Regions from separate parts of the Homo sapiens genome. Here region 2 is linked to region 1. The links are chromatin loops, found by intact Hi-C in ENCODE. Cell type or tissue: dorsolateral prefrontal cortex. All regions are shown on one strand. Each heading gives the region's core, and the rest is flanking DNA. Links, peaks and the distances in the headings are about the cores only.

Region 1 (15,003 bases), core at 4,607-9,606:
TTAATACTTGCATATATTTTAGGGTACTTTATGATTTTTCTTTCATCTTTAACCCAACAGATGGTTATTTCAGGTAGAGCTGCTTCTCCACAGAACACTCTGGTAATATCTAGCATGCCAAGATCCTTTTACAGACTCCTTATTTTCCTGAGGTAGCTAAAAACTTTTACAAGTAGATAGACTGTAAAGGAAAATATGTCTATATTCTCAATACCTTGTTACCCATAATCTGCCCCATTTTAAGAGGTGCAAGAACTGTGGGAGGAACCACCACAATTTAGCTCATGGCATAAAGGAACAATGACCAAAACAGAAATTTCACTTTCTTTAACCGAATCACCACTCCCAAAACTGGTATCACTCCTGAGACGTTTCCCTGGCTCATCCTGAAGTACCAACCCCTCCCATTTGGATGGGCTCACCTCTATGGTTCGGTAATAAGGGTCCAGCAAGAGCTTAGCCAATGCCACAATCTGGGGGGTGCGGTCCCAGCCATCTGAGCAGTGTACTAGCACCGGCCGCTGATCCTGATCCACAGCATGCACTACCAGAAGCGCTGATTTCAGAAGCACAGACAAGTGATGGAGCCATTTTGTGCTTTCAAGAGCTGATAGCCAACTATAAAAACAGGAGAGGATTAGAAAATGCTGATTTTTTTATGATTTACTGCATCATGCTCAATGATTGTCAAATGAAAAAGCAATTTCCAAAGATTTCTCTCTCCAAATATAACACTGCCAAAACAAAAAAATCTGTGTGTTTATAAAGCATGTCTCAGGATGAGGCCCAAGCCCTACTATACAATAGAGAAGAGCCTTAGAAATAGGGGCTACAATTAATAGCACACCTTTTGTTCCAAAATCTGTATGGATGATTCCCCGGGCAAAATATTTGACATTTTTCAGTCCATGGTATAAGGAAAGTGGCTCTTTCTGGAATCTTCTCCTGAATAAAAAATGTAGCCACTTCTGAGATGTAAAACAGAAGATATTTATATTTAATGATCAGCAACTACGCCCAACAAGTTCTCAAAAAAAAAAGAAAAGAAAAGAAAAGAAAAACTCATGAATACAAATATATCTATGAGACATAAGCTGGATGCCATATACAAGAATGGTACACACAACCCTGCCTATGACCCAGACTGTAACACTTACCACTGTTTAATTCTTTAATGTTTACTGACTAAAACAAGATGAGCCCAATCTGATAATTTATACTGATACAAATTAGTATACCAATGGCCACACAGTATTGCTGGGCTCAACACAGACTGGATTCAGCAGCGATCTAGGAAGAACCTTTTTTTGAAAGACTTTTAGAGGCCGGGCGCAGTGGCTCATGCCTGTAATCCCAGCACTTTCGGAGGCTGAGGTGGGTGGATCACTTGAGGTCAGGAGTTCCAGACCAGCCTGGCCAACATGGTGAAACCCCATCTCTACTAAAAATTCAAAAATTAGCTGGGCATAGTGGCACACGCCTGTAATCCCAGCTACTCAGGAGGCTGAGGCAGGAGAATCACTTGAACCCGGGAGGTGGAGGTTGCAGTGAGCTGAGATCAGGCCACCGCACTCCAGCATGGATGAGAGAGAGAGACTCCATCTCACTTTCGGAGTATCAGATAGCAGTAGCTGCCCCTTGGGAGTAATCACAAGCTAATCACACTTGCTTTTTAAACTCTGTTGCATTTTGTTTCTTGTGCTTTCCCTCACCCCTCCCAATCCCTAAAAAGGAGTTGATTTTTCCCAAATGTGATCAGATTTGTAGTTAAGATCACAAGTCAAGTCTTTCAAACACTGAGTCAGAGGAAGAAATAAACATTTCTGTCAGGGGACTGTGGGAAGGCTGTAAAGGCCTACTAAACCCTGTGGAATAAGTATGAAATTTTGGCATAGTCTAAGGAGGTGGGGGTCTTTCCAGGCAAAGAGACAACAGAATGCAGTGCATAAGTACTGGTTGTATATGGATTTGTTTGGACTACCAACCAGACTGTGACTCCTCAGAGGGCTAACACTATGTCTCAGTCATAACTGTACCCCCAGCACAGTGCCTAGCATACAGTAGGGAGTCCCACTGTTTAATGAATTGTAAGTCTGTTATGGGTAAAAATCCAATCGTAAGACTTTCTATCTCCTAGCAGGTACCTGAGAAACATTTTTTCCTGATGGATCAATTGTTTATTTCATTCCTCACATATTCTTGAAAGGAACTAAAAGATAAGGCTTAGGAGAACAAATACTAAATTATCTCCTAGCACCTGAAGAAATGGTAAACAAGAGAACCGGTGTGAGGTTCTTTTGAACCTAACTAAACTATTATTTAATACCAGTTGGTGTTGTCTGTGACTAATGAAGCTGTACTCCAAAACCTGCCAGCCAAGGAGGGGCTGCTGAGAGACTCCCCATTCCCTTGTCCTGTTCTCAACCTGCACTAGAAGCCTACCATTCCCCTATCCTCCACAGCCCCAAACACAGGCCGGGGGCCTAATTACAGCTGCCCATCACTGCTACAGCTGCTTTTTACCCATGAGGGAGACTTCAGTGCAGCATTATGATTTGCTGCCAAATACATAAAAGCATTACCTTTAATAAAATCCCCAAGACATTTATGTGGACCAGGTGAGGGCTAATTCTATCTTTTTTGACTCTGATAGCTCTTTAAGAATTTTAATATATGGAGGGTATTAGATCATGTAGTGTTGATTACATGTCTTTCATTTTATAGACAGGAAAACTGAGATCTACAGTAGTTAAACCCCTTGGCCAAGGTTACACAGTTCGCGGCCGATCTCCTGGGTCCTTAGTAAGGCTCCTTCTACATACCACCCTAGGGAAGAAAGCGCTGCTAGCTGGGACCTGGAACTGTGTAGCAAATGCAAATGGCTAATCCCCAAAGGAGGCAGCAAGCTCAATTCTCCGGTCAGGCTTTCCCCAAAGGCACTGCTTCATCCTCTTGGCTGATGACAACTACGGTGAATTTAATCATTTGCTACTGGCAGTCAATATAAGTGGTTTAGGCAGCATCTGATTTAATAAATCAAATAAAGAACGCAGTAAAACTTGATGTGATCATCAGATCTACTGAATAGGACCCAGAGAAACAACTATGGGCTCCAGCACAAATACCAGAAAAAAGAAAATTCTGTCTTCTCTGGCACCTATCTCTGGCTTCCTGAAATAGTAAAACAGGATTTTTAAATACTTATCTGTCCATATTTGTTTTACAGAGCATTCTTCCTAATTTATCTTGTATTCAATCAGTACCCTTGGAGGGGGTATTAGTTCACCTTCCTCACTGCAAATGCCAGCCATTCATATTTAATAAGCAATAAGAATCAGGATAATATGCTTAGTAAATGAGAACAGTTTAGAAATTGAAAGCAGATGTAAAAGGAACTGACTTAATGGCAAGTTTAAACCCTTTAGAACATGATGAATAAATTCTGACTTTTCATGATAAAACATCCCAGTTCAAAACAGGTTATGTATCACTATGGGACATCAGAAACTGAAGAATTAAATTTCTTTGGGCTAAAAATGACGTGGAAGGGAAAGGTCCCAGGACAAACAGTAAGGTAATGCTTCTGTTTTGATGCTGAGATTTCTTCTGTGCTGCAGATTTTAAAACCTTTCAAATGGCTGTATTTTCTCCCAACTCTTCCTCTGTGCTGCCACATTTCAGACCCAGCAAGGAGATACTTGCAGAGACTGGTCTGGTAACTGAAGATTACCAAGAAACAGAAGGAAAGACTGCTCCAAATTAATTTTTTTTTCTTTTTTTCCCCCTTAGTTCAAGGAAAGAAGCAAACTTATTATTTAAGAGCAATGCAAAATGAAAGCCAAGGCCAAGGACTTACTTTCCCGGATCTGGCATCTGAGTGCACAGCAACCGCAGAGACTGAAAACTCCTCCGAATAGAATGAATGTTTGCCATCCCCATAAACACAACTTCACAGTTTGGGTAATACTCTGGAGAGAGTAACAATAAAGAGAACACAAATACGTTGAACTTAAAGCCCACATGGCCAAATTTAAAAGCAAACTGGCTATAAAACAAACCCACTGCAGCTTCTGATTAACGAAACTGAAATGTTTTGAAATGCTTAACTATTAGCCCAATCCTTTATAATAAGAGGAACACACTGAATTTTAGCTATCTTTTCAAAAAGCGTGAAAAGGGAAGGTTAGATTTGTAAAGAAGATACTGACATAAAATAAAAGCTATTATTTTTTAAAAGAAAGGCCTACTTCGATCTCACTCTGGCTTTACTTCTTGGGCCTTATCTAACTTGTGGCTTTGAAATCTCTTTGAAAAGAACTCCACAGAACAATGCGTTCACACATTCAAATTTCACCTTGGTACAGCTGCTTTCAATTTCCAGCTTAGACCACATCTGAACAAAGAGCCTGGTGCCTCTGCCTGTGCCATAGGCACTGAGGGGGGTCCCTCCTTGGGGAAAGCTAGCATTCCAACAGTAATGGTGTTACAGCTCAGGACAGAGATACCTTACTAGGGTTCTGTATTTACTGCTTCAATTTTCACCCCAGGTTTTCTAAGGAGAGGCCCTTGAGGAGTTTGCTACAAGGCCAGTGGTGAGCATACCCTCTGTCAAAGGCAACAAAAAGCTTTTAGACGGCTGAGAAATTGAGCCCACTAAAGCAGCAGCTTCCAAACATGAACAGGTCTTATTATGGGGAAGATCTGCTTTCCTTATCACCTACAAGTTGGCACAAGGAAGGAAGATTATGTGACTTCACTGCACCTCCTCCTCCATTTCTCCTCAGAAAAGAACATACAGTGTTAAGAATCCAAAGAGAAGCTCTGGCACTCTCACGACAGGATGGATGAGGAATATGGCTTGCCACTTATTTCAAATTGGGAACTAAGTCTCAGTTGGGCAAGGGCTACACTCACAAGGAGAAAGTATGGGGAACAAAGCACCATACACCTCACCTGGGCATTCGCAGCCTCCTCCTTTGGCTCGGTTTGCCACAGCAGCTGCATAGGAGCGTGCATCCAAGATCAAAAGCTTCTGCGGTTGGATGGCTAAACTCTCTGCTCCTGAAGCATTTGACAGAGAAGAATCTAGGGACACAGAGGGAGAGGGCATACTAAATGAGCCTGTCTCTCCCAGAACTGTGCAGAATTAGACCCACAAGCACATCTTATGGCACAAAAAAGGCTCAATAAAATGAAATCCCCTAACCAAAACCCTTGATACATAGGATTTTTCTCTTTTTTTCTATGTGGCCTTCTTATGAAAGATGAGAAGGATTTATTCTCCAAAACTGACTCCCAGAGTACACATGGGGTTCACACAGCCCAGTCTCTTATACTTCATTTCTGTATCTGTTGTCCTTTCATGAAGCCTGGCATTTCCTGCCATGGTCTGCAGATACTGCAAGTCCTCTATTACATAAACACTCCATTTTTGTCACAATGGCAAGAAAGACAACAAACACACTAATATCTTGATTCAGGTTTGAAACAAAGGGTCTTCTGATTCTCTGCCAAGACCCATGACTCCTCAATCAATCCCATCAAGTGAAGCTCTGCACATTCACTTCTATAAAAGTAAATCTATGTCTTGTAAGGAAGAGGCCATTTCAAGAAAAGGTTCTTAGATGCTATAAAAATCATTGCCATGGGTCCAGGGAGCACCTTACCGAACTCCACGTCAGAAAGGTCTCCCCCATTGGGAAAGTCTCGAGAAGTGTTCCTAGTTGACAGCTTGCTGCCACTCGATCGGGAGTCAGAGGCACAAGCTTTGGCTACTGACTGTACCAGATGCTCATCATCTGCATTTCGCCAGCCCCACCAGCTAACCTCTGGCTGTCCACAGCGGGCAATGACAGCTCCATTGCTCTGGTGCCTGTGTGAGGAACAAGAGACAACAACTGTACCCATTCAGATGCTCTCTGTACTCACACAAAATAGATTTTAAGTGCCTTAATGAACAGTCTAATTCTAGGTAAGTGTTGGGTCAGCTTCAAGTCCTCTCAGTATTAAAGAGGGTAGAAATCTTACACAACCAACAAGAACAAACAACAAAACCTGTGTGTCTTTCTCAATTACCATAACATCACGGAGATCCCTGTAAAGTTACCCAAAAAAATGACTAACAGGGGTCAGGCATGGAGGCTCACTCTGCAATCCCAGCACTTTGAGAGGCTGAGGCAGGAGGATCACTTGAGCCCAGGAGTTCAAGACCAGCCTGAGCAACATAGCAAGACCCCATCTTTACAAAAAAGTTTTTACAAATTAGCCAGGCATGGTAGCACATGCCTGTAGTCGCAGCTACTCAGGAGGCTGAGGTGGAAGGATCCCTTGAACCCAGAAGGCTGAAGTTGCAGAAAGCTATGATTGTGCCACTGCACTCCAGCACTCCAGCTTGGGTGACAGAGCAAGACCCCATTTCCAAAAAACAAAAAAGAATTAATGTGTACTCTTAGTGAAAATAAATCAATATTCGTAACTTAAATCTATAGGTACTACACTAATTCTGCTACCCAATAGTGAAATCTGCTACCTTCTTAATGCTGAACCAAGAGCCCGCCTCTGGGAATAAAACATTTACCTGGCCCACAGTGAACTGCTTTACAAAATCTCCTGAGATTTCATGAGTCACAGACTGCTCTTATAATAGGCAGATAGCTCAATGAGCCAGCTACCCTTCCTAGGGCTCTTAAGAAAGAGAAGAAGAGCATCAACCTCAGAAAACCATACTCTGACATATCCTTTTCCAATAAGACAGACCAGAAATCACAGTCTACTTTAAGGTGCTATTAAAACCCAGACTTTTCCTAGTTAGGCAATTTTAACTGATAAAAAGTTAGAAAAATTCTATTACTTGGCAGTAAAGAGGAATAAAGTTCTGATACAGGCTAGGACACTGATGAACCTCAAATATGTTATGACAAGTGAAAGAAGTCAGTCACAAAAGGCAACTTATTGTACGACAATTAACATGAAGTATCCAGAATAGGCGAATCTATAAAGATGGAAGTAGATTTCTGCATGTAGTGACTATTATAAACTCGTAGTTACTTAAGGGAGCTTGCCTAATTCTAAGTTGGGGTTACTTAAAACGAGTATGTTTCTATATAAAACTGAAGCACTCTATGTTTTACTAGCAGGGGCTTCATCCATTGGACATCTTAATTATTCAGGGCTAGGGTGGCTGGGTGCCCTGTGAATGGGTTTTTTGGGACGATGAAAATGTACTGTAATTTGTTTTTACTCCTAAAACTCACAAATAAGTTAAATTTGGCACTAATCAAATTCCACTGAAATCACCAGTTTGCTTGTAGTTTTTAAAGCCTCCCTCCCTGGGAGACAAGTAGCTGTAAGTACTTGTGTATTGCCAACATGCTCAACTGGCTCACGTGCTGAATGGGGCCAAAATAGAAATAAAACCTCAATGATTCTTTATAAAATGTCTCCTAGCAAATAACAGGCAACCACTGAGCTGAATGACTCCAAACCCTGCACAAGAGGCTGGTTGGGCCTTTCCTGAACATCCTCCTCTTCTTCAATGCTTCCCAGCAGTGCCCAAGAGGAGCAGTAGATGGCGCTCTTCAGCCTGGATCTTGGGTTTTAGGGGACACTGCATTATAGTAGCTATTAGATTTCAACTGGACTATTGCAATAAACAATTATGTTTTCTGCAGTCTTCTAAAATGCTTCAGACTACATGAAAGATAATTCAAACACTACAGTTAAAAATCACTAAAGGAATGCATTTCTATCACTAACAGAACCAGGCAAAGTATAAAAATTATGATGTCCAACAGATAAAGCCCTCCCTACTAAAACACAGAATGCTTCAATTTTATATAGGAACAGAATTGTCTTAAGTAACCTCAACTTAGATTTAGGCAAGCTCCCTTAAGTAACTAGGAGTTTAGAATAATCACCACATGCACAAAGGAAAAAGCTGTGAACTGCACTACAGATGGGTGCCCTTTACATCATCTTGCTATGTTAGAGCAATCTCTACCTTCAGTTATAAATCCAATTAAGTGCTCTCTCATCACAGTAGGACAAAGCCCTAATCAAGCGCTGGTTCAGCATGGTGCTGTCAAGTAACTGCTGCTGGCAACCTCAGGAATCATGACCCAATCTACAGACAACTAAATTCAGGAAATGGATGTCAAGAGTTCCAGGCATCCTGCCACCTAGGCTGGCAAAGCAGAGCATGGTGGAGGATCCGATTCTTCCACACGCCCCTTACAAAGCTCCCAAATACTACAGCAACCCAGTCTGCATCTCAGCGATACAAGACACATGTTCTGAGACAGAGCCCAGTTCCAGGAAACCTGCCTGATTTTGCATGGATGACTACACCAAGAACTTTGTGATCTTTTGAAAGACTTTCTCTGAAAAACTGCAAATAAAATTTTTCATTTATATATCCTCTTGTATCTCTAGAAAAAGGGGGGGAAAACCTAGGGTGCATGCCCTCTAGAATTAATTTTAGAAGGTGCATGCCCTCTAGAATAAAATTTAGAAAAAAAGGAAGTTTTTCTTCAACCAGCCCTCTTAAGCTTCTCTTCCCAAAGGGAGAATTCACCTAAAGCCTCTTATTTTGCAAATAAGAGTACCTTCCCCCTTTTGGTCAAAGTCAGCAAGCCCCACAGATGCCAGGGCTGCTGACCTAACACAGTTGTTGGCCAGAGCAGCAACTGGCTGCTTTCCCCATTCCAGCTGAGCTGATCATTGATAAGACTCATAAATCCCTTCAGCTTTCACTACTCTCTAGTTCCTGTAGCATCCTTACCACTTGAATGACAGGTAAATTTGGTGACTGACTTTTCTAGGGGTGTCTGAAAACAACAGTGATGAGAATTGAGATTAAAAACGTAATGAGTTCCACTGGGCCAGAGCAAATACTTTTCCATCTCTCTCCATTCAGAGTGGGCATCAGAGTTTGCCTTTAGTAGACTAAATGAACAAGCTGGTTACCTCTGTAGGAATTCCACAAGGAGACAAATCCCTTCCTACAATCTCAATATTTCAGTGGAATGAAGTTTCTAACTGTAAGCCACTGGATTGGCCCAACTCAGGGAGAGTCCAAAAAGCCGGCAAACTGGGAAAATGAAATGGAGAATGTAAACATTACAAAGAGATGACATCCAAAACATTTCCAGAATAAGAAGGAAGGACTTCTTTAAAATTTAATAGGATTCTGTGAGAACTAAGATATTCAATGAATTACAAAAGCAGCACTCAAGAGATTTAACCTATTCCAAATGCTGGTACAGAAGCTCAGTGTTTATAGCCCCTCATTTAGAATCAGAACATATCTACAAAATAAGAACTACCATTCCCATTGTATTCATTAGGAACAGACTGAGGTCAGTTAGGGAACTTATTCAAGGTGCCTTAGCAAGAAGTCTAAGAATATACCTGAATTCAGATCTGTGATTCCAAAATCTGTGCTCCATCACCATGCCACCATCCCCATCTAGAACTTGCATCCCATGGCTCTCATGCCTCTGATCACTGAAATCTTCTATCTAGTCATGCCTCAGTCTTCTTCTCTAAATGCTTCCTCTCGAAACAGAGTTCTTCCACATGTCAAAGTTTCAACCACAAAGACAATCAGAGCCAACTCGACCCTATATTCCCAAAGATCACTTTCTAAGACTCATCTCTCAATCCAAAAGCCCTGCTAACAGCTGAAGCTAAATGCTTAGTAAGCACATTATCTTCTCACAGAATGTAAGAAGGATATTGAAATAGCAAGTCCAGCCACTTTACAACTAAAACTTTCTTATCTGTTTCAAATGAACAACCAGCTAGTGTTCTGAATGCAGTCAGTACTGATGTGTTACTGGAGGAGAAGCTTTAACAATAAGGAAGTACAGCCTTGCCTAGAAAGTTCTCTGAACTCTCCCCACCCTTCCCAGGTTAGCAGCAGCAGAGGCAGCAGACCATATGCAGCAGGCAGCAGCACCAGCCCAAGCTGGGACTGGTCCAGTTTAACTTACCTGTAGATGACGGCAGGGATGCGCTTCCAGGACCTGAAACTTGATACACTTTCCAGTTCTTTGTCAGTGATCCAGGCAGGCACTATGAGCTCTTGAGGATAGCTACCACATAATCTAAAGAGAAGATGAGAAGTGGGGAGAGTCAAGGGGATAAGAGAGGGAGAGAGAAAACGGGAGAGAGAGAGAGACACTAGGTGAGCCAGCATAAGGATGATGATCTCACTGCCACAGAACCAGTTAAAGGCAATGAGGCGCTTTATTCGAGTTTTGGACTCCTCAACAGAATGGGTTACCATAAGTGTGTTTTGTTTTGTTTTGTTGCCTTAAATGTTTACTTATGTGTATACAACAAATGATACTATCTTGAATTGTTCCACTTGATGCTACCTTTTGGGAATCTGGCAATCTTAACTATCAATGAAAAAAAGGGGAGTCGAGGGTCAGCTCTTTATACTCCATTACAACTCTTCTGCTGTAACAAGTACATAGGTTATTTCTAACTACATGAGCGCCCAGTCCAATTACAGAACTGAGAGTCCGTGTCAGTTCTACCAGACCCTCAGGGAAGGAAAAAAGCCCACAATTGCAAGTTTCCAGAGACTTCACAGGATTAACTCATTCTTTGATTTGAACCAAACAGGGTGTCATCCTTATAGGTAACAGGTGCAGCCATGGGTATGCAAAACCAACACAAGCCAGTCTATCTGCATACACAGCCTCAGTCCCATTGAACCAGGTTAGTAATGTGACTAAGCTATTAACCATAATTTCCATAAAACATACTTCAGAACAAATTATACTGGGGGCGGGGGGATAAGCTTTCTTTTAATTAGGGAAGATCCCAGCTACAGTCAAGCCGGTATCCTAGGAAGCAATACTTCCGATAGATTTTTACTTACAGGACAATGTCTCTCTCTGGATAATCCAATCTTCTTTTTTCAATAGTGAAGGCAATAAGGCCTTTAATCCAAATCCTAAAACACACAAACTCCACCAACACCACCAACCCCCTGCCCTAGCCTATCCTATACATAGCAGAAAGCGCAGAAAAACACAAAATGGCTTAGGATTTGGGGGTTTTGATCATTTTGCACTAAATCTCTCCTCAATTTCCAGAAGAGGAGACTTCTGGAATTTTCAGGAATTTAAAAGCCACTGAACAAAAGAGAATGGCTATGACTAAGAGTAGCTATACAAACTTCCTAACACCTATTCACAAACTCCTAAAAATAAGCTGGGAGCCAGTAATGATGGTTAATATCTAACCATGAATCTCATTCCCTTTATTATGTATTAAACTCAAGAGTAAACTTGGCTCTCACTCTTCTACCTTTGTAGTAGGAAGAACTTTCAACATCCTGTTGTTTCCCACCACCCCCCATTTTGTTTTATGGTGGTGATAACATCCTAAAGACTGGTTCTGAGGTATAACTGGTAAACTCCTTGAGACAGTTGTTCTGTTACCCGGGCTAGAGAGCAGTGGAGCGGTCATGGCTCACAGCAGCCTCGACCTCCTGGGCTCAAACAACTCTTCTACTTCAGCCTCCCCAGTAGCTGGGACTACAGGCATGCACCACCATGCCCAACTAATTTTTTTTTCTTTGAGATGGAGTCTCGCTCTGTCGCCCAGGCTGGAATGCAGTGGCATGATCTCGGTTCATTGCAAGCTCCACCTCCCGGGTTCACGCCATTCTCCTGCCTCAGTCTCCTGAGTAGCTGGGACTACAGGCGCCCGCCACCACGCTGGCTAATTTTTTTGTATTTTTAGTAGAGACGGGGTTTCACTGTGTTAGCCAGGATGGTCTCGATCTCCTGAGCTCGTGATCCACCCGCCTCGGCCTCCCAAAGTGCTGGGATTAGAGGAATGAGCCACCATGCCTGGCCAAATTTTTAAGAAATTTTCTGTAGAGATGAGGTCTCACTATGTTGCCCAGCCTAGTCTCAAACTCCTGGGCTTAATCAATCCTCTATCTTGGCCTCTCAAGAAGTTAATTTTTAAAAGCCGAATTGGGGATTATTTTCCAACAAGTCTGTCTTAATTCACAGTTTTTTTTTACTTGATCTAATTTTCTAAACATTCTGTTCATTGTCCTATAGGTACTACACTCCCAGTAGTCAGCTCTTCAGTATGCACTACCTACTCACTTGTGGATAAACAATTTCCAGTATAGGTTACACTCAGGAAAGCCTAATGCAGCCACAGGCTCTCTGAGGCCGCCCCCTCATCCAGCATTCACCCTCCTTCTTTGCTTTGACTCATCACTGAGAACAGGCAAAAGTATAAAAAGTCTGCAGCTCCAACTCTTCAAAACACCCTGGGTTCTCAACTCCCTGGAGAAGGTCCACATTAAGAACTGTGTATAGCAATTAGCTATAGCTTTTCCAGTGAAAACTCTGACGGCTAGCCACAAACAGACCAGGAAAATGCCCGTCATAATTTGAGACAGCTAAGAGGACCGCAGAATGATTAATGATGCAGGGAAACGTAGGAGAAGGATATATATATTTTTTTTTTTTATTTTTTTTATTTTTTAAGACAAAGTCTCGCTCGGTTGCCCAGGCTGGAGTGCAGTGGCACAATCTCAGCTCACTGCAAGCTCCGCTTCCCAGGTTCATGCCATTCTCCCGCCTCAGCCTCCCCAGTAGCTGGGACTACAGCCACCTGCAACCATGCCCGGGTAATTTTTTGTATTTTTAGTAGAGACGGGGTTTCACCGTGTTAGCCAGGATGGTCTCGATCTCCTGACCTCATGATCCTCCTGCCTCAGCCTCCCAAAGTGCTGGGATTACAGGCGTGAGCCACCGCGCCTGGCCAAGAAGGATATAGTTAAAGATTTAAGATATTTAACTATCATGGACAATTTTGTTTTATAGAAATTTGGATCACCAAAATCATAGTAGTTAACTGTCCTCCCCCACCAACGCACTTACACATTTTAAGGAACTGGGTAATGGCTAAATGGTTACATTAATTTTTTTTTTGCGACAGAGTCTCACTCTATCACCCAGGTTGGAATATAGTGGTGCAATCTCAGCTCACTACAACCTCCACCTCCCAGGTTCAAGCAATTCTCCTGCCTCAGCCTCCCAAGTTGCTGGGACTACAGGCATGCACCACCACGCCCAGCTAATTTTTGTATTTTTAGTAGAGACAGTGTTTCGCCATGTTGGCTGGGCTGGTCTCGAACTCCTGACCTCAGCTGATCTGCCTTGGCCTCCCAAAGTGCTGGGATTGCAGGTGTGAGCCACCATGTCCAGCCAAATAAAGGTTACATTAATATTTAATGGTTAAATGATCATAGCAGTGAAGTTGGTTTTAGATCAATATATTAAAGGACAGAATAATACAGACTGAGCATCTTTAATCCAAAAATCTGAAATGCTCCAAAATCCAAAACTTTGAGTGCTGACATAATGCCACAAGTGGAAAATTCTACACTTGACCTCATGTGATGGGTCACAGTCAAGTCACAGTCAAAACTTTTCGTAAAAAACATCATGCATGAAATTATTTAAAATATTGTACAAAATTACCTTCCAGCTGTATAATGTGTATATGAGACAAATAATTTTGTGTTTAGACTTGGGTCCCAGGCCCAAGATAATCTCATTATGTTCATGCAAATATTCCAAAACCTGAAAAAAATCCAAAATCTGAAATATTTACAGTCCCAAGAATTTCAGATAAGGGATACTCAACTGTACTTATGTCTATTTCACACCACCTGGAGTAAAATTACAGTCATAAAAACTAGTTCATAAATGTTCTGTCACTGCTTATGAGACCACTGATCCTCTCTCTAATGTGATGCCAAGTGGTGATGAGAAAAATGGTAACTGCCTGCCTACAGGCAAATACAATATTATTTAGACATGCATGTACCAGAAAAAACAGAGGCCTAGAGGGGGTAAAAGGGAAGGTTCTAGGATCCTGTTAAGTAAGGATCACTTTCCACTCCAATGATAGCAACGGGAACAGAAGATTCAATAAATACTCTGAAGATCATGCCTTTAGATTTAATAAATAAAACCATTTCAAATAAAAAGTCTAAGTTCAAATGTTCTGCCACATGAGAATTGCGGTTTCTGCAAAGGCACTGGCTGTGAAACAGTCCACAGGGACCCATATAACTCACTTGTACTTCTCATTGATGTTGGAAATCCTCCAGGCGTTGTTCATATCAAAACCCATCCTCTCCACCTCGTTTTTAAACCTTGAAGTTACATGCTCCCCTAGAGGCCAAAGATAAACAGCAGAAAGGAAGAAATGAATACCATTTTGCAAAACAGGTGGAATAAAAACAAAGAAATATACATATGTTACATATATGTAAATATATATATATTTTTTGAGACAGGATTCCACTCTGTCACATAGGCCGGAGTGCAGTGGTGTGATCTCAGCTCACTGAAACTTCCGCCTCCCAGGTTCAAGTGATTCTTGTGCCTCAGCCACCCAAATAGCTGGGATTACAGGTGCATGCCACCATGACTGGCTAATTTTTGCACTTTCAGTAGAGATGGGGTTTTACCACATGGGCCAGGCTGGTCTCGAACTCCTGGCCTCATGTGATCTGCCCGCCTCGGCCTCCCAAAGTGCTGGGATTACAGGCGTGAGCCACTGCGCCCAGCCTGTGTATTTTTAAAGGTAAGAATTGTATAAATAATAAAGTAACATATATTATATAGTTTTAGTTTAGAAAGATCCCTGTCAGGTTAAGATTATAAAGAGGAAAGAAATTAATTCTGATCAAGAGTTATGTTATCTCATCTAACCCTTACAATCATCTCTGAGAACAGTATCACTGAGCTCATTTTACAAAGGACAAAATTAAAACAGGTTATTATGGCAGGCCTGTCTGGCCCCAGAAGCCATGCTCTTGTCCTACACTGGCTACTTGCCTACTTCCACACTCAGACTGACAGTACACTTAATAAGAAATAAAATCAATAACAAGATCACCACGAGTAGCAATACAGAACTATAATTCCTCATCCAAAACCCTTTGGT
Region 2 (15,003 bases), core at 4,123-9,122, 75 kb before region 1:
ACCATGCTTTCTGTACAGCCTGTGGAACTGTGAGCCAATTAAACCTCTTTTCTTTATAAATTACCCAGTCTCAGAAATTTCTTTATAGCAATGCAAGAACAGACTAAAACAGAGCTCTTCTTTTTTACTTCTACCACACACTCCCTGGATGAACAAATACACTCCCATTGTTTCAAGTATAACTTCTATCTTATTGATTCTTATGTGTATATCCCCAACCCAGGTCTCTCTCAGAAGTTGCTGACTTGTTCTTCTAACTGATCATAAGACTGTTCCACCTTGATGTTCTCAACACATTTGAATGTGAATTATTTTCCCCAAAAACTTACTTCTGTTCCCTCGCTCAGTGAATGACATCATCACATACCTAGTTGCTCAAGCACAAAATCTGTGACTCAACCTTAATCCCTTCCTCGTTCCCATGTTCCATCACCTTAATATTTCTCAAATGTAGGCCAGGCGCAGTGGCTCACGCCTGTAATCCCAGGACTTTGGGAGGCTGAGGTGGGCGGATCACCTGAGGTCAGGAGTTCAAGACCAGCCTGACCAACATGGAGAAACCCCATCTCTACTGAAAATACAAAATTAGCTGGGCGTGGTGGCACATGCTTGACCAACATGGAGAAACCCCATCTCTACTAAAAATACAAAATTAGCTGGGCGTAGTGGCACATGCCTGTAATCCCAGCTACTTGGGAGGCTGAGGCAGGAGAATCGCTTGAACCCAGTAGATGGAGGTTGCAGTGAGCCAAGATCACGCCATTGCATTCCAGCCTGGGCAACAAGAGTGAAACCCTGTCCCCCTGCACATACATATATATATATATATCTCAAATGTGTCCAACTCCTCACTTTAGCCAGGTTGTTGTCATCTCTACTTTAAATCAACCAGTCTCATCTTTTGCCTGTACTGCTGCAACCACCAATTTCCTGTCACTGGTATTCTCCTTCTCCAGTCTGTTCTGTATATTGCAGCCAGAGTTTTTAAATTACAAACTCGACTATGCATTTTCCCAGATTGAAATACTTCAATGGCTCCCCACTACTCTCAGGATAAAATCTAAAACTCTTACCATGGCTTCAAGATTTGACTCATGCCTCCCTAGCCTCAGCTCTATTTTCCCTTATACTTTTATTTACCAGCTATTCTTACCTTCTTTACCCCAAAGGACTATATTCCTTCTAGCTCTCAGGATTTTGCAATATTCCTTCTGCCTGAAACATCCTCCTCCATTCCCAATTCCTACTCATCTCATAGATATGGTGTATTAGTCCATTCTTGCATTGCTATAAAGAACTACCTAAGACTGGGTAATTTATAAAGAAAGGGGTTTAAATGACTTACAGTTATGCAGGCTACACAGGAAGCATAGCTGGGGAGACCTCAGGAAACTTACAACCATGGCAGAAGGGGAAGGAGAAGGAGGCATGTTTTACACGGCCAGAGAAGGAGGAAGAGAGGGAAAGGGGAGGTGCTACACACTTTTAAACAACCAGATCTCATGAGAACTCATAATTACAAGAACAGCAAGTGGGAAATCTACCCCCATGATCCAGTCAACCCCCACCAGGGCCCTCCTCCAACACTGGGGATTACAATTTGACATGAGATTTGGGTGGAGACATAAATCCAAACCATATCATATGGCTTAGTAAAATTTCCTTAAGGGATGACTTCCTAATTCCCACTACCACTATTACGAAGTCTGGGTTATGTGCCCTTTGCAATATATACTGTACCATAGTTGTCTTTAAGTATCCCCTGACCTACTGTGAGCTAACATGAGAGCAAAATTGTGTCTAGCTGTTGTGTCAGTCTAGCTCATTCTTTATATTTTAAAGTTTTATTTATTTATTTATTGAAAAGGACTCTCACTGTGTCACCCAGGTGAAGTGCAGTGGTATAATATCAGCTTACTGCAACCTCTGTTTCCAGGGTTCAAGCCATTCTCCTGCCTCAGCGTCCTGAGTAGCTGGGATTACAGGTGTGTGCCACCACATCCAGCTAATTTTTGTATTTTTAGTAGAGATGGGGTTTAGCCATGTTGGCCAGGCTGGTCTAGAACCCCTGACCTCAAGTGATCTGCCCACTTTGGCCTCCCAAAGTGCTGGGATTACAGGCATGAGCCACTGCACCCAGCCTTTAAAGTTTTTTTAATAGGTATAATTCAGTGGGTTTTAGTATATTCACAAAATTCTGCAACCATCTGTTTAATATAGTATAAACCATCAATTTAGTGTATTCACAAAATAATGCAAACACTATCAATTCCAGAACATTTTCATCACCCCTAAAAGAAATCCCATGCCTATTAGCAGTCACTCCTATTCTCTCCTTTCCCCAGCCGCTGGAAACCACTAACCTACCTTTCATCTTTATGAAATTGCCTATTCTGAACATTACATATAAATGAAACCATACAATATGTGATCTTTTGTGTCTTGTTTAGCTCATTTTTTTTTTTTTTGAGACGGAGTCTGGCTCTGTTGCCCAGGCTGGAGTGCAGTGGCGCAATCTCGGCTCACTGCAAGACCCACCTCCCGGGTTCATGCCACCCTCCTGCCTCAGCCTCCCGAGTAGCTGGGACTACAGGCGACTGCCACCATGCTTGGCTAATTTTTTCGTATTTTTAGTAGAGACGGGGTTTCACCATGTTAGCGACGATGGTCTCGAACTCCTGACCTCATGATCCGCCCGCCTCGGCCTCCCAAATTGCTGGGATTACAGGCGTGAGCCACCACGCCTGGCCGTTTAGCTCATTCTTGAACTCTCAGCATCATCACAGTACTGGAACTAAATAGGTACTCAATAAATATTTGCTGAGGCTGGGCATGGTGGCTCACACCTGTAATCTCAGTATTTTGGGAGGTCACGGTGGGATGGATCACTTGAGGTCAGCAGTTCAAGACCAGCCTGGCCAACATGGTGAAGCCCTGTCTCTACTTTAAAAATAAATAAATAAGTAAAAAATAAAAAAAATTAAAAACCTAACTTAACTAACTAAATATTTGCTGAGTCAACAGAGAAGAACTATAGGAACAAGGAATAATTAAGAGTCTAGAAAAATACCACAAAATTTTAAAGGTAGAAGAAACTTTAAATATCATTGCTATGGTTTGAATGTGTATCCCAAAGTTCATATTTTGGAAGCTTAATCCTCAATGCAAGTGTTGAGAGTTGGGGCCTTTAAGAGGTGATTAGGTGCCTTCATGAATGGATTAATATTGTTACCCCAGGAGCAGGTTCATTATCAGGAGAGTGGATTTGTTATAAAAGCAAGTTTGGCACACTCACTCTCTCTCTCCTTGCTCTCTCTGTCTTACCAGGTGATGCCTTCCTCCATGTTATGACACAGCAAGAAGGTCCTTACAAGATGCATATCCTTGTTCTTGGACTTCCCAGCCTCCAGAATCATAAGCCAATACATGTCTGCTCTTTTTAGTTACCCAGCCTCAGGTATTGTTACAGCAGTACAAACTGGACTAAGACAGTAATTTAGTCCAAATATCTAATTTTCTAGATGGGGAATTCAAAATCTAGACTTACCCGGGATTAGTCAGCCACTCAGTAACAGAACTGAGACTAAAACTCAACAAGTCTGGCTCACAATTTAAAAGTTTTTCCAGACTGACTCTCCAAAATGAAATTCTCCTTTGCTTTCATTCTATCTAATATGATGTACTACCAGGGCCTCCTTAGTTCTTCGGCTTGCCTACTTATTTCTAAACATGGGAGGGTCTCTTTCTAGTGTTCTAGCATGAGCTTGCTTCAGGAAGGCAAAAAGATCTAAATTATTTTTTCAAAAAACATGGTGAAACTTCGTCTCTACTAAAACTGGGCATGGTGGTGGGTGCCTGTAATCCCAGCTACTTGAGAGGCTGAGGCAGGAGAATTGCTTGAACCCGGGAGGTGGAGGTTGCAGTGAGCCGAGATTGCACCATTGCACTCCAGCCTGGGCAACAAGAGTGAAACTCCGTCTCAAAAAAAAAGCCAGACTCCTTTCAGCCTCTAATTATTCTGTTGCTACTGTTTTCCCTTTGAGCAGGTGTTTTGTGGAGGTCTTCTATTTAAGTACAAACCCTGCTTAATTTTAAAAGCTCACAAGTTCACAGGAGGTATGACTCTAGAGAGCATGCATTCTCAGAGAATAGGTCTGATTTTTTCTATGTGTTATCCCTTTGTTCAGGCTCATTATCTAAAAACCTAGAAGAGATTTCATAACTATGGATTTTAAGAACTGAAAGCTAACTTTGCAATGTCATTCTCTTATATATTTGTTTGCAAATTAGATCCACACATATTTGAAACTTCACAGTTCATCAATACCATTCCCTCTTCTGTTTTTGAGACAAGGTCTTACTCTGTTTACCCAGGCAGGAATGCAGTGGCGCAATCTTGGCTCACTGCAACCTCGACCTCCTGGGCTCAAGTGATCCTCCCACCTCAGCCTCCTAAGTAGCTAGTACTAGAGGCCATGTGCCACCACACTCAGCAAATTTTATTTTTGGTAGAGATGAGGTCTCACTATGTTACCCAGGCTGGTTTTGAACTTCTGGGCTCAAGCAATACTCCTTTCTTAGCCTCCCAAAGTGCTGGGATTATAAGTGTGAGCCACTGCAACTGACCCTCACTCTTACATTTGATATGTCTACTTTGTGACAAGGATTATGATCTTCTTGAGAAAGAGGCAATATTTCTATGCTCTTTCTGGTAAAGATTCACTCTAGGCTTACCTCTTGACCTATATCTCAATTGCCCTATTTTTTTTGTTGTTGTGTATTCATTTTCTTTTCTTTTCTTTTCTTTTTTTTTTTTTTGAGACAGAGTAAAGTGCGGTGGCATGATCTGTCACCTAGGCTGGCATAATCACAGCTCATTGCAACCTCAAACTTCTGGGCTCAAGTGATCCTCCTATCTCAGCCTTCCAAGTAGCTGAGACTATATGCATGCACCACCATGCCCTGCTAATTTTTAAAAATTTTTTATTTTTGTAGAGTTGGGCGGGCGGGTGGAGGGGGAGGTCTCACTATGTTGCCCAGACTGGCCTCGAACTCTTGGCCTCTCAAAGTTTTGGGATTACACATATGAGACACCACACCACGCCTTCAATTGCCCTATTTTATATGGTGGCACAATTACTTCCTATTTTACCCCTACTATGTGTGAGTCCAAGATTCACATAAAGATTAGCCAGCTGCTGTTTAGTTTACTAAGGCCTAAACCACTTTTTTAACCATTCCAAGTGAAGCAAAAGCCAAAGTTTTATTACATTTTCCCAAATATAATCATAGTTGATTTATGAAGGCTCTCTACCCATCTTTCTCAATCTTCAAAAACCGTTTTTTACAAGAAAATCCCTTTTCTATCAGGTGAACACTATCCAATAGCTGGATTCTGAAATGTAACTATATTACCTTCCTTACACATGCATGTTGTTAAGAATGGCTTTACTCAAAAGAAGTGTACGTTAACATAAATGGGTTCAATAGATTCCTAAAGCTGGAAGGGAGCACAGACATCTTCCAACCCCTTTGATTTAAAGAAGATCCAATTCTGTGGAGGAAGAATCTTTTTTTCAGCAAATGATGCTGAAACAAAAGGACATCTGGAGGGTGGGGGGAAGAACAGAGAATTAAAAGAAACTTAACCTAAATCTCACACTGTATACAAATATTAATGCAAAATGGATCATGGATTTAAACCTAAACATAAAACTATAAAGAAAAGGGGCCAGGTGCAGTGGCTCACACCTGTAATCCCAGCACTCTGGGAGGCCGAGGTGGGAGGATCACGAGGTCAAGAGATCGAGACTATCCTGGCCAACATGGTGAAACCCTGTCTCTACTAAAAATAAAAAAAAATAAAAAAATTTAGCTGGGCGTGGTGGTGCACACCTGTAGTCCCAGCTACATGGGAGGCTGAGGCAGGGGAATCGCTTGAACCCGAGAGGTGGAGGTTGCAGTGAGCTGAGATTGCGTCACTGCACTCCAGCCTGGCACAGAGCTCGACTCCATCTCACAAAAAAAAAAGAAAAAAGAAAAGGAAAGTGAGGCTAAGCAAGGGAACTTGGTTTGCCAAAGTTCGCCCAATTACTTAGACCTTCCAACAGAGCTTGCTTCAATAAATTATTCACCATTTTAACAAATTCCATTTGGCCCTGGTAATTCCCCTACCTGTGCTCATTCAGAGAAAATGGCTTCCACTATATTAATTGAGTATTTGTTCATGCTCTTTTGACTTTTTAATATCTTTTTCATGCTATTTCAATTATTCATTCATTCAACATCTACGAGGCAACTACAATGTGCCAGGCAACAACATGCAGGATTACGAGATGTAAAATACTGTTCCTACCTCAACAGATTGATGGTCCAATGGAGGAGAAATTAGATTATGATCCTGCTGAGATTAAAAACCCCTTTAGGGGCCAGAACCACCCCTCATTTCTACCAGCTGAGTACACGATGTACTGCACAGCCTGTCCAGTGCCCTGCGTACTCGGACACATTTTGGCGATTGGCTAATCCTGAGGTTCAAGACTCTCTCCCTCTGTTTAGGGAACTAAAGTCCATAGGGATTAATTGGCAAATCCTCACTAAAGTGAAAGGGGAGCTGAGGTCAAGGGGGGCGGGGTGTCTTGTCCCCACCTCTCTCACCTCTTGGCCTGTACCAGGCATCGATCCTGGCAGAAAACCTCAATGGCTGGGGAGAATCTGACCCAGGTAAGATAAACTTCCCCAAAGCTCCACCACACACGGCCCCCTCCAATGTCGGGCACAGACATCGTCTGCCCTGCCAGCCTCATCATGGCTCATTATGGCTGCTGCTTGCTCAGCAAGTTTGATTTCATGTCCAGAAAAATCTGAATTTCAAAACTACCTGGGTGCTCTCTGTCCAGTTCTGGGGGAAATCGCCTCCCTTTTGCCTTCCTCCTCAGCCCCCTGCCCTCCCGATTCTCTTCACAGTACTTTAGGCCCTCACGAAATATGATACTTTCAAATCCAACTTAAAGCCTTAAGTAATAAGAAAAGAAAAAAAAATTGTTTTTTGACATAAAGACAGAACTAACAACGCCCGAGTGCCCTCTCTGGGCCGAGACCTCGCGTCTCAACAGCCCTCACCTCAGCTCGTCGACGCTTCCCTCCCACCGGGGGTCAACGGCCTTTTCCGGCCCAAACCCGCTCCTCGGCTCATGAATAGTCAACGAGGCCTTTCTGGGCGGGACCAGAGGTTTCCTCATGAATAATTCATGACCCGTCCACGGCTAGCCTGGGCGACCGGCCTCGCTAGACTTCATGAATATGCAAAGCAGGGGCGAACGGCGGCTAGCCGGCCCCTAGCCCGCCCGGCCCCTCAGCAGCCGCCTCTCAGCCACGGGCTGCACACTGACCCGACGCGACCTTCGGTCAGGGGCCGCCAGCCTGGGCCACCTATACAACGACAGCCTGCTCCGGGGCTTCCTGAGGAGGTGCCTGCCCCGCCGAGGTTAGGACCCGAGGGACCGTGGGGCTCGGGCGGGCCAGGACGCCAGGCCGGCGGGTCCCAGAGAGGTCTGAGGCGGGCGCGGGGCGGCGTAGGGGAGGGAAGCGAGAGCCTGGGGGGCCCAGGGACCCGAGTTAGAAGAAGGCCCGAGAAGTGCGGCGCGGTGGCTCCACCTGGGATCCCAGCACTCTGGGAGGCTGAGGCGGGCGCGTCACTTGAGGTCAGGAATTCGAGACCAGCCTGGCCAACATGTTGAAAACCCGTCTCTACAAAAAATACAAAAATTAGCTGGGCGTGGTGGCGCGCGCCTGTAGTCCCAGCTACTTGGGAAGCTGAGGCACGAGAATCGCTTGAGCCCAGGAGGCTGAGGTTGCAGTGAGCCGAGATTCCGCCATTGCACTCCAGCCTGGGCGACAGAGCGAGACTCCGTCTCAAAAAAATTTTAAAAAGTACAAAAATTAGCTGGGCCACCTGACGTGCGCCTGTAGTCCCAGCTGCTCGGGAGGCTGAGGTAGGAGGATCGCTTGAGCCGGGGAGTTTGAGGTTGCAGTGAGCCAAGATCGTACCATTGCACTCCAGCCTGGGCAACAGAGGGAGACCCTGTCTCAAAAATAAAAAAAAAGAAAAGAAAGAAAAAAGACATAAGGCCAGAAGGCCAGAGCTTTCCAATACTTGAGGGCATCTGCAACCTCTTCATCCCTACCCTGGACCTGACTTTGCATTCTTTTTAACATTAATTTGTAATTATGCAAATAAAACATAAATATATTCTCCTTTGTGCCCTACCCCTAATCTCAGTTTTTTCTGCCCTGGTAACTGTGGGAGCAGTTGGGGGTGTGGCTCCTTGGATCGTTTCTCACCTGTTTAGGTAGATATTTCGTATCCTGTGGTGCTTTCCAAAGGCTCCTGGAGTCCCATGAACCTCCCCAAGGGGATTTCCCAAGAGAGTAGATGAAAGAGTGAGCCACTTGAAACCTGTTCTTATTTTGTTTCTGCAGGAAAGAAAAAAAAAACTATTCAAGTTGGCGAGAACATGAGTTTAGAACATAATGACTAAAACTGAAATTTGGGCTGAAATATTCTTTTAGTGCAAGTTTTCTCAACCTTCTCCCCACCCCCACCATCATAACAACCAAAAATTTCTCTAGACTTTGCCAAATGTCCCATGGGGTGTGCAAAATTGCCCTCTGTTGAGAACTACTGCGTTCACCCTATACTTTCCGGAAGTAACTGCTTTTTAAGCTCCAACCACACAGATGGTTTGTCTGCACCAGCCCTTCTCAGCCTCCGCATTTACCAGCCTCTCTGGCTGGATCACTAGGCCCTCTGTGCTGGCTGTTCTAATTTTCTTCTGCCTTCAGATCTGAGCTCAGTCAACTGCTACCATATCCAAAGACTTACCCCTCTCTGCCCTATACTATTGGCAGTCTACCCCACCAGCAAACACAGTTATTCGTTATTCTGTTTCTTTCATAGAATTTCTCTCAATCTAATTTTTTTTTTTTTTTTTTTTTTTTTTTTTTGTGAGACAGAGTCTTGCTCTGTCACCCAGGCTGGAGTGCAGTGGCGTGATATTGGCTCGCTGCCACCTCCACCTCCCAGGCTCAAGTGATTCTCCTGCCTCAGCCACCTAAGTAGCTGGGGTTACAGGCATGCATCACCATGCCCGGCTGATTTTTGTATTTTTAGTAGAGATGGGGTTTCACCATGTTGGCCAGGCTGGTCTTGAACTCCTGACCTCAAGCAATCCACCCACCTCAGCCTCCCAAAGTGCTAGGATTACAGGCTTGAGCCCCCAAGCCCAGCCATGGACTTCATTTCTTTGATAACCTGTTTTGTTTTTTTCTCTCTATCACCTGGAATAAGTAAGTAAGTGTCATCAGAGGCCTGATCTGGCGGAGTCGCCCCAGGATGCCCAGTGCTGGCACACACAGTAGGCACTCAATAGACATTGGTGGACTGAAATTATAAATTACCCTGTTTTCCTCCGAAGAGCTTCTGTGGAGTTTCTCTTACTTCTTTCCTTCCTCACCATTTGGCAGGCTCCTTGTGACCAAAGGAATGGATTAATAAGCCCCTGTGCCTGGCCCCTGTGCTAGGAGCTGTTGGGTAAAGCCTTCATCTTTACCGCTGGCTTAACTCCTTGAGGTCAAGAGCTGTTATTTTTACTTCTTTTATTATGTTCATTGAAGGTATTCAAATAGATACCTGAATTAACTGTTCCTCAGTGAACATTGAAGGTATTCAAATAGTTGAATGAATGAATCGGTTACTTAAGGAACAACATTAGATAATTAAACATTGACAGTGTTACAGGGGGCTTTAGAAATACTCCAAGTCTAGTCCTTTACTTTACAGATGAGAATATAAGTAATTTGCTCAAGGTCCCTAAGCTTCTTAAGAGGCCGGGTCACATGTACAACCCATGGTCTCATACCTCTTATTTTGAGACTCTTTCTTGTCTCCAGTCAGGCTAGTTTCTGATTACTTTTCTGTGAACCTGACTTACAACTCAGACACAGAAGTCCCAAGCCAAATACTCGCTTCTTGTCAACTAAAAAGGCTTTGAGCCTGTGCTTTTTCATCTTGATTAAATACAGCCCTGGGGATAATGGCCTAATGAACTCAAAAGTGCTATATGATATTCAAACAACTTCCCAGCTTCCTTTGTACCTTTCAGTGATAAGAGACTGGGAATTGTCCCTGTCAAAGCATTTTGTTTGTTTTGCAAGTAGAAAATGTGCATTGTGGCAGAACTTGATCAGTTTAGAAATTTCCAAATAACCAGAATTTTGACAAAGGTAAAAAGTCTCCAGCTGAAGTTTTGCCAAACCCCAGTAGTAAAATAACACATGACACAGGTGAAAATAGAGGAGGGAATCTTATTTGAGATGACTTTCATTGGCTAAATTTGACCTTTCTCTCTTTAGACACATTTACATCACCTGACTCTGTACCTGAAACAGTTGTCAGTCACCAATCAGTCTCTAGTTTGAGCTTTGTTTTTTGAGGGCTAAGGACCATTTTTCGTTGTTAGTTAAAAAGAATTCAGGGTTTCTTTCTTGTTCTTCTTGATCATTTCATATAGGCAGCACCTGGTTAGGGGAGTCTTGGCGTCATGCTTTCAGTTTTTAGACCTTTATAGTTTATTCCGAGGCATCTGACAGTGCACTGTGTCACCAGAAGCAGAGCTATCTTTTTTTTTTTTGAGATGGAGTCTCACTCTCTCGCCCAGGCTGGAGTGCAGTGGTGCAATCCCGGCTCACTGCAACCCTCCGCCTCCCGGGTTCAAGCTATTCTCCTGCCTTAGCCTTCTGAGTAGCTGGGATTACAGGCATGCGCCACCACACCCAGCTAATTTTTGTATTTTTGGTAGAGACGGGGTCTCACCATGTTGGCCAGGCTTCTCTCGAACTCCTGACCTCAAGTGATCTGCCCACCTCAGCCTCGCAAAGTGCTGGGTTTACAGGCGTGAGCCACTGCGCCTGGCCAGCAGAGCTATCTTTTGCCTACCTAAAATGATCGGAACTCTGCTCATCAAGTTCAGTTTAACCTTGGAAATCCTCCCCCAAAAAATGGTTCATTGGAGGGTTATCAAAATAGAAATATTGAATATAAAATATCTTCCCAGGAGGATATTTCCCATTAGATGTGTCTCCCTCTTCAGTGTACACAATCGTGATACCAAATATAGAGAAAAAGAGATTGGGATGGAGGGAGCAGCTAAGTAGGAAGGGTAGTTTCTTTATTTGTTTTCAACATTTATTGGAACTCTGAAAAGCATAATGTCCAGTTATGAAGTTGACACCACCACATTCATTCATCAAGCATTTATTTTGTACCTACCATTAATAAAGCACTCTACCTTGCACTGCGGGGATCACAGAGGTAATGACTTGGTCCCCAAACTATGGAATTCTACAGTTTAGTGAGAGAGGGAGATCTGTGATACTAATGGAGGTATAAAGTATATGATAGAATGTAGAGAAGGAAGCTACACATTCTGAATTGGGAATCAAGACAGCTTTACAAAAGAGGTGACATTTTTAGGAGGAGAGCATGTGTATATCATTTTCTTTACTTGTTCTTTGGCAATGGTTAGAATACCTCAAACCAATAAAAGCAGACATTTTGCCCACCACTTTAGAATGAGGAGAGAAAAGGAGGTGTAAGATCCTTTCTTTCCACTCCTGGCAGCAACATGCTTCTGAAAGCTAAATGTTGCTTTTGCAATTCCAAGTGTCTCACTTACGATTAAGAGAAAAGCTGAGTAGAGAGAGTCCTCCCTCATCTTTGTCCCCTTCCTCAGTAAGGTTAAGTTAAATGTGGCTTTTTCTTTTCAGCTGCCTTATTTTAAGCGCTCATTTCTATGTCGGGATGTCTTTTTATTCTGGTTTCCATTGGAGCATGCAGTAGCCATCTGATTGCAGGGAGTGGTCACTGGTGCTTATAAATGTATTTATGAACGTGACTCTGAAATCCTAGAATTTTAAGCATCACCGAGAAAAGAGAAGCAAAATGATTTAGAGAACTGTAGTTTTGATTCAAGCCTTTGCGTGTGAACTGGCTATATTGCTAGCTTATTTGGGGTATTTTGTAGAAAGAAAGGCAAAGGTAAAGAGTTGCCAACCGAGCTGTAGCTTCTGAACTTTATCCATCCTTTGGCAGCCAAGGAGAAAGCAGTCAATATGAAATAAGTCCCCAACTATAAGGTCTAAACATAATTCCTGCTGCTTCTGCCCACATAGTGTCATCCTACAAAATATAATTCCATGTGTAGGTGGCAATTTATTATGGCCGTCATCCTCACTCAGAGCTGCATATCAATTTCTGCCTCCTTCAAATGAATCTGTTCTGACTGGCAGAAGGATCTCCATGAGGGTTGTGAGTTTTTGGGGAAAGCCTAGGGTTTAATGAACTAGAACAGGAAATGACAGGGGCTGTAAGTGTAAAGCTGCTGCTTGCTTGAGTGCCTAGACTAAGAAATGATGTCAAGAAAGATATTGAATTCTCAAGCATTATGGAAATGTTCTATTTAGCTACTTGATTCTGTCTTCTGAATGTGAAGTTTCGTTGACGTGTAAAATGATGTTATTCCCCTTAATGATTATCACTTAATAGAAGTTTCAAATGAAATCGACTTTAAACTAGTTTTCCATGATTGCTACTTGGTACATCTGCACAGAGATCTAGATGAGGTGATGTACAAAATGCTCCACACTATTGACAGCCTATAATTTGAGGCCCTTTATTTTCTACACTTCTTGGCGCTTGGAAAATGACGGTTACCTAAAACATGGTTTAGAATTCCTATACGACCATATTGCAGGCTCAGCCCCATGAGGGGCTTGTTTTTCTTCCCTTAGTTGATATAACTTCGTGATAAGTTAAATTTGTAAATACTGATGATCTCTGATTGCGAAGGTCCCAAATTTAAGATCAGAATACTTATGATCTTTGCATAAACTGAACACAATAACACAAGAAATCTGAGGCAGACTTTTCTTACACCTCTTCTCATTAAACTAACAAAGGCCAATTTCTTCCTGCCAAAAGAAAGGTTAAACAGCTGGAAAGTGTAAGACATCACAGGAAAATTACCTACCTACCTTTAAAAATGGAAGGGAGAAAGAGACTTGGAAGAAGTCCTCCTTTACAGGTTTGCTAGAACTTACATCTAAGGAAACTGTCTTCCTCCCAAAAAGCCAGATTTCTGTGGAAACCATGTTCTTAAACGTGCCAGGGGCAATATTAACCTCAGTCACATTAATGCACAGCACAGAAAGATTTACCGTCTTAAGAGGCATTGGGGGCTGGGTGCAGTGGCTCATGCCTGTAATCCCAGTATTTTGGGAGGGTGTGGAGGGAGGATTGCCTGAGCCCAGGAGTTTGAGACCAGCCTGGGAAACATGGTGAAACCCCGTCTCTATAAAAAATACAAAAATTAGCTGAGCATTGTGGCATGCACCTGTAGTCCCAGCTACTCAGAAGGCTGAGGCAAAAGGATTGATAGAGCCCAGGAGGTTGAGGCTGCAGTGAGCTGTGATTGTGCCACCGCACTGCAGTCTGGGCAACAGAGCAAAACCTTGTCTCTTTAAAAGGAAAAAAAAACCAGTATATTTTATTAAACATATAGATCAAATTCACCACTTTAAAATATACAAATCAGCATATTTTAGTATGCTGATTCACAAAGTTGTGCAACCATCACCACTGTCTAATTCCAGAACACCTGCATCACCCCCAAAAGAAGCCCCATGCTTATTAGCAGTCATTCCCCCATTCCTTCCTCCCCTATTCCTTGTCAACCATTAATCTACTTTCTGTCTCTATGGATTTGTCTACTCTGGATATTTCATATAAACGAAATCATACACTATGGCCTTTTGTATCTGGCTTCTTTCACTTAATAACTAAAGTATAATATTCATTCATGCTGTAGCATGTATTCCTTTTTATGGCTAAAAAGTATCCCATGTTTACCACATTTTGTACATCTATCAGTTGACGGACATTTAGGTTTTCACCCTTTTGCTGTGAAGAATAATACTTCTATGAACATTTATGTAGAAGGTTATGTGTGGATATATGTTTTCATTTTTCTTGGATATATATCTGGGAGCAGAATTGCTGCGTCACATGGTAACTCTATGTTTACCTTTTTGAGAAATGGTCAAACTCTTTCCAAAGCAACTACACTGTTTTACATTCACCAGCAACGTATAAGGGGTTCCAATTTTCCCATATCTTTGCTTCGTCATTTTCCCCTTTTAAAAAAAGTTATAGGTTGGGTGTGGTGGCTCATGCCTGTAATCCCTGCACTTTGTGAGGCCAAGGTTGGTGGATCACCTGAGGTCAGGAGTTTGAGACCAGCCTGGCCAACATGGTGAAACCCTGTCTCTACTAAAAATACAAAAATTAGCCAAGTGTGGTGGTGCACACCTGTAATCCCAGCTACTTGGGAGGCTGAGGCAAGAGAATTGCTTGAACCTGGGAGGCAGAGGTTGCAGTGAGCCCAGATTGTGCTACTGCACTCTAGCCTGGGCAGCAGAGTGAGACTCCATCTCAAAAAAAATTACAGCCATCCTACTGGGTGTGAAATGATATCTCATTGTGGTTTTGATTTGCATTTTCCTAATGACTAATGGTGTTGAACATCTTTTCATTTGCTTCTTGGCCATTTTGAAATCCGAGAAGTATATCTTTTGACTTTTTTCTTTTTCAAGATTGTTTTGGCTATTCTGAGTCCCTTGCATTTCCATTTGAATTTTAGGATCAGCTTGTTACTGCCTGCCAAAAAAGGCAACTGAGATTTTGATAGGGATTACATTGAATCTGTAGATCAATTTGGGGAGCATTGCTATCTGAATAATATTGTTTTTCAATCCACAAATATGGATATCTTCCCATTTATATAGGTTTTCTTTAATTTCTTTCAACAATGTTTATAGTTTTCAGTGTACAAGTCTTACACTTCTTTGGTTAAATTTATTCCTAAGATTTTTATTTTCTTTGATGCT

The links. A loop is a pair of places that touch in the nucleus more often than their neighbours do. Peaks named below come from ENCODE experiments on the same cell type or tissue, not always from the same donor. Only the 100,000 strongest peaks of a DNase experiment are listed, where the experiment ranks them.
Region 2: a loop joins it to region 1, with 2.2 times the contacts of the local background. A loop is called at or near these places in 13 of 110 quality-filtered maps.

What each region holds. Positions count from the first base shown.
Region 1 is chr22:29,997,983-30,012,985 of GRCh38, reverse strand. MTMR3 (myotubularin related protein 3) reads right to left here. Exons shown (of 20, transcript NM_021090.4): 8 at 14,129-14,225; 9 at 9,993-10,106; 10 at 5,667-5,872; 11 at 4,954-5,085; 12 at 3,857-3,968; 13 at 423-618. It overlaps MIR6818 (microRNA 6818), which reads right to left and starts at 5,937; the gene lies at 5,873-5,937. It overlaps HORMAD2-AS1 (HORMAD2 and MTMR3 antisense RNA 1), which reads left to right. Exons shown (of 5, transcript NR_110541.2): 5 at 3,790-4,240. In dorsolateral prefrontal cortex, for the core only: CTCF peaks have their summits at 7,351 and 7,558 (motif pointing right); a DNase peak (open chromatin) is centred at 7,545; H3K27ac peaks cover 1,277 bases.
Region 2 is chr22:30,072,611-30,087,613 of GRCh38, reverse strand. It overlaps HORMAD2 (HORMA domain containing 2), which reads right to left and starts at 7,150. Exons shown (of 11, transcript NM_152510.4): 1 at 7,123-7,150. HORMAD2-AS1 (HORMAD2 and MTMR3 antisense RNA 1) reads left to right here and starts at 7,357. Exons shown (of 5, transcript NR_110541.2): 1 at 7,357-7,486. RefSeq lists enhancers at 7,080-7,159, 6,997-7,694, 8,869-8,948 and silencers at 7,500-7,549, 8,999-9,118. In dorsolateral prefrontal cortex, for the core only: no CTCF peak of the experiment used is centred there; DNase peaks (open chromatin) are centred at 7,233, 8,773 and 9,072; H3K4me3 peaks cover 1,108 bases; H3K27me3 peaks cover 951 bases.